Linked DNA regions of Homo sapiens: region 2 is linked to region 1. Evidence: read pairs that join two places in POLR2A ChIA-PET (ENCODE). Cell type or tissue: OCI-LY7. All regions are shown on one strand. Region 1 overlaps BIRC6 (baculoviral IAP repeat containing 6). Region 2 overlaps SPAST (spastin).

What was found. Peaks named below come from ENCODE experiments on the same cell type or tissue, not always from the same donor. Only the 100,000 strongest peaks of a DNase experiment are listed, where the experiment ranks them.
Region 2: POLR2A ChIA-PET joins it to region 1 with 5 read pairs; 2 of 35 experiments call an interaction of 5 or more read pairs at or near these places.

The regions. Positions count from the first base shown.
Region 1 is chr2:32,361,557-32,364,056 of GRCh38, forward strand. The region is part of intron 1 of BIRC6 (baculoviral IAP repeat containing 6); the gene reads left to right. Among named protein-coding and RNA genes, the nearest start is that of BIRC6, 5.8 kb to the left of the region's middle. In OCI-LY7, no CTCF peak of the experiment used is centred here; no DNase peak of the experiment used is centred here.
Region 2 is chr2:32,079,559-32,082,058 of GRCh38, forward strand. The region is part of intron 1 of SPAST (spastin); the gene reads left to right. Among named protein-coding and RNA genes, the nearest start is that of SPAST, 17 kb to the left of the region's middle. In OCI-LY7, no CTCF peak of the experiment used is centred here; a DNase peak (open chromatin) is centred at 1,213; H3K4me3 peaks cover 1,140 bases; H3K27ac peaks cover 1,212 bases.

The DNA.
Region 1 (2,500 bases):
TTACTCTTGGTGTTGTACAGGCTGTGGGTTTGGACAATGTATAGTGACATGTATCCACCATTGTACTATCATAAAGAATAGTTTCACTACCCTAAAGATCCCCTGCTCTGCCTATTCATCCTTCCCTTCCTTTTCCCCCCAACTGTTCCCTCCCCTCTCCCTGCTGGCAACCACTGATCTTTTTACTGTCTTCATAGTTTTGCCTTATTCAGAATGTCATAGTTGTATTTATACCGTTTGTAGACTTTTCAGGTTGCCTTCTTTATCTATATGCATTTACAGTTCTTCCTTGTCTTTTCATGGCTTGATAGCTCATTCCTTTTTAGCGCTAAATAATATTCCATTGTCTGGATGTAGCACAGTTTATCCATTCACATACCGGAGGACATCTTGCTGGCTTCCATGTTTTGGCAATTATGAATAAACCTGCTGTAAACATTTGTGTGCAGGTTTTTGTGTAGACATAAGTTTTCAAATCATTTGGGTAAATACTAAGGAGCTCAATTGCTGGGTTGCATGTGAGAGTATGTTTACTTTTGTAAGAAACTGACAGACTCTTAGTGGCTGTGTACCATTTTGTATTCTCATCAGCAATGAATGTTCTACTTCCTCACCAGCATTTGGGGGTTTTATATTTTGGCCGTTTTAGTAGTTGTGTAGTGGTATCTCCTTTTTTAAAATTGTAATTTCCTAATGACATGATGTTGAGCATCTTTTCATATGCTTATTTGTCTCTTTTTATATGTTTATTTGCTGACTTTGTTTTTTTTTTTTTTTGAGACAGAGTCTCGCTCTGTCGCCCAGGCTGGAGTGCAGTGGTGTGATCTCGGCTCACTGCAAGCTCCGCCTACCAGGTTCACACCATTTTCCTCCCTCAGCCTCCCAACTAGCTGGGACTACAGGTGCCCCCCACCAGACCCGGCTAATTTTTTTTTGTATTTTTAGTAGAGATGGGGTTTTACCATGTTAGCCAGGATGGTCTCGATCTCTTGACCTCATGATCTGCCTGCCTCGGCCTCCCAAAGTGCTGGGATTGCAGGCATGAGCCACCTCACCCAGCCTGACTTTGGGTTTTAAAAATAAAAAAGCTACACACCACTTGACCATACTGTTCATATTACTAGATATGTCCTTCACCCTAGCTATTGTTTGTTCATGAAATTTAGCATAATAGTTAGAAAGGAGCTTGGTTCTGGACACAGATAGCTTGGGTTAAGATCCCAGTGTCTTAAAAATTTTTTTTTTTTTAAATTCATCCCATTACACAGAATTATTTTAATTTTTAAACACCTGTCTAAATTTTTAAACACCTTGACTAAATTATTTAATATTTCTGTTCCAGTTTCCTTATTTGCAAAATGAGGATAATTGTACTAATTGTGAGAATTAAGTGATTATGCATGTAAAGTGTTTGCAGCAGTGTACTTACCAGACAAGTGCCCCAAAAATGTTTGTCTTATCTACTTTAATTCCCTGTAAATACCTTGCTTTTGGCCTGGTGCTGTGGCTCATGCCTGGGGTCCCAGCACCTTGGGAGGCTGAGGCAGGAGGATCGCTTGAGCCCAGTAGTTGGAGACCAGCCTAGGCAACATAGTGAGACCTTGTCTCTAGAAAAAAATAAAAAAATTTGCTGGGCATGGTGGTGCACACCTGTAGTCCCAGATACTCGGGAGGCTGAGGTGGGAGGATTGCTTGAACCTGGGAGGTTGAGGCTTCAGTGAGTTGTGATTGTGCCAGCCTGGGCAACAGAGCAAGACTCTGTCTCAAACAAACAAACAAAAACAAGAAAACCTTGCTTTTTTTTTCTTTTTTACTTAAAGCTTTTTTTATATTCAGTTTTTGGACTTAAACTGAACTTTGAACTTCCTAAGGTTTTTTTGTGATTTACCACTTTCCACCATCCTACAGAACCCATCTAGATTTTGCTTTTTTGTGAGAGTAAGATATTGTTAAGGTGTTCTCTTACTTAATTACTGGGGGTGATGATTTCTCTTACTTCCTGAAATAATGCCCCTCCCCAGTGTAGTACATTTTATACCGTTTGTCTTTTTTATAAGCTTTTTTGAGATTATGTGGAGAGAGCATGCGCTTTATGTTAGGTAGTCCTGAATTTTGAATTTTAGTTCTTTTATGAACTCACTACTTAAACCTCCTGAACCTCAGCTTCCTCATCTGTAAATTAAGATTAATGTTTAATAGGATGGTGGGGAAGACTAAGTGGTCAAACATGTTAAAAGTGCCTAACAGTGCATGACAAATGTAAAATAGGGGATGCTCAGCAAATGCTAATTCCTTTGAGTCTCTTGGCTGCTTGGTCAATATTGCCACACTCCTCGTGATTACTTTAAAAAATGTTCACTAAATGTTTATACATAGAGGATAGGCAGATGTAGATGGAAATATAAATGTTTGTAACAAATATACAGTAATCTGTGTTTGGATAAATATCTTTTAGTGTATTGGTGTGGCTAAATGTCAGAATGAAGTTAAGATAGTTGTA
Region 2 (2,500 bases), 280 kb before region 1:
CCCCTGCTTTTTTTTTTTCTGACATTGGGTCTTGCTCTGTCACCCAGGCTAGAGTGCAGTAGCACAATCAACTCACTGCAGCCTCCTCTTCCTGGACTCAAGCAGTCCTACCACCTCAGCCTCCCAAGTAGCTGGGACCACAGGTGTGCACCATCATGCCTGGCTAATTTTTGTACTTTTTGTAGAGATAGGGTTTCACCATGTGGTTCACCATCTCTAACTCCTGGGCTCAGTCAGTCCACTTTTGCCTCGGCATGAGCCACTGTGTGCAGCCCACGTTTTTTATTAATGGATATTTGGATTGTTTCCATCTATTGTGAATAATGTGGCTATGAACATTGGTCTAAATATCTGTTTAAGTCCCGGCTTTCAATACTTTTGGATATATACCTAGGAGTAGAATTACTGAATTATATGGTAACTTTCTGTTTAAATTTTTGAACTGCCAACCTGTTTTCCATAGGGGCTGCACCATTTTGCATTCCCACCAGCAGTGTACAAGGGTTCCAGTTTCTCCACATTTGTTATTTTTCATTTTTTAAAATAATAGTCATCCTAAAGGGTATGAAGTGGTATCTCGTTGTGATTTTGATTTGCATGTATTTTTCTAATGACTTATGATGCTCAGCATTTTGTCATGTACTTATGTACCATTTGTGTATCTTCTTTGGAAAAATGTCTATTAATGTTCTTTTCCCATTTTTTAATTGGGTTGTTTTTATGTTTATCAATTTTGTAAACATTTTAAGCTCTGCAGCATAACTACTCAACCCTGTCACATGGTAAGATTGACCCAGTAAAACTTTATGTACAAAAATAGGCAGCTTACTAGATTTAATCTTAGTCCATAGTTTGCTAAGGCATGCATTAGATAATGTAGTTACACTATTGGCTAATAATTTAAACTACAAGTGGTTGTAAGTTTCTGCCACCCAAATTCTTTCTTGATTTGATGTAGTCTGGTTGGTTGAATTTGAGTGTTATATGGGGTCATAGAGTTAAAAGAGAAATGTCTATGAGAAACTAGGGACTGTTGGGAGCTAATGTTAAAGGATTTTGGAGGCCTTTTGTGCACTGGAGACCATTGGAAGATTGGATTTTCTGCTATAAATGTATCTAAAGGATAATCAGTGTAAGTTATGGGCTGTAGTTTGCCAACCCCTACATTAAGGGATTGAAATAATTTGAATATGGGTTTCAGTTCTTGTATGGTCTGGCTCAGTTCTTTTTTTTTTTTTTTTTTTTTTTTTTTTTGAGATGGAGTCTCACTCTGTTGCCCAAGCTGCAGTGCCATGGCACGATCTCAGCTCGCTGCAACCTCCGCCTCCTGGCTTCAAGTGATTCTCCTGCCTCAGCCTCCAGAGTAGCTAGGACTACAGGCACGTGCCACCACATCTGGCTAATTTTTTTTTTTTTCAAGACAGAGTTTCGCTCTTGTCACCCAGCCTGGAGTGCAATGGCACGATCTTGGCTCACCGCAGCCTCCGCCTCCTGGGTTCAAGTGATTCTCCTGCCTCAGCCTCCCAAATAGCTGAGGCAACAGGCGTGCGCCACCACGCCTAGCTAATTTTTCTGTTTTTAGTAGAGATGGGGTTTCACCATCTTGGCCAGGCTGGTCTCGAACTCCTGATCTCATGATCCACCCGCCTCAGCCTCCCAAAGTGCTGGGATTACAGGCGTGAGCCACCTCACCTGGCGTTTTTTTGTGTGTGTTTTCAGTAGAGATGGGGCTTCACTGTATTAGCCAGAATGGTCTTGATCTCCTGACCTCGTGATTCACCTGCCTCAGCCTCCCAAAGTGCTGGAATTATAGGCATGAGCCACCACGCCTGGCTGTGGCTCAGTTCTTAACTGTTCATTCATTCAGGGTCCCAGCCAAAATCTTTTGCCACAGCTTCTCCTGGGCATGCTCTGAAATTCATTTTTTGTCTGTTTAGTTGCATGAGTCCACTGAAAGCTTTGCTTATTTTCTCCACCACTTTCAGAGTTCACAGTCACTTCAAGTAGACGAGGTCAGGAGATCGAGACCATCCTGGCCAACATGGTGAAACCCCGTCTCTACTAAAAATACAAAACTTAGCTGGGCGTGGTAGCGTGTGCCTGTAGTCCCAGCTACTCAGGAGGCTGAGGCAGGAAAATTGCTTGAACCCGAGAGGCAGAGGTTGCAGTAAGCCGAGATCATACCATTTCACTCCAGCCTGGGCGACAGAGTGAGACACTGTCAAAAAAAAAAAAAAAAAAAAAAAGGAAAGAAAAGTGCTCCAAATGCTGGGCTCATCTCTGCTGGCTTCTCTCCTTTTTATATTTCGATAATTTTTAAAATAATAACCATCCTAATGGGCTTGATATGGTCCCTCCTTTCTAAATTTTGGTAATTTTCATTGTTTTGGAAACTCACTAATCCCTTCAAACAGATGTTTTTAAAACTTTTTTTCTAGTTCTCTCTCTTTTTTTTTTTTTTTTTTTTTTTGAGACAGGGTCTCTCTCAGTGGTGCGACCT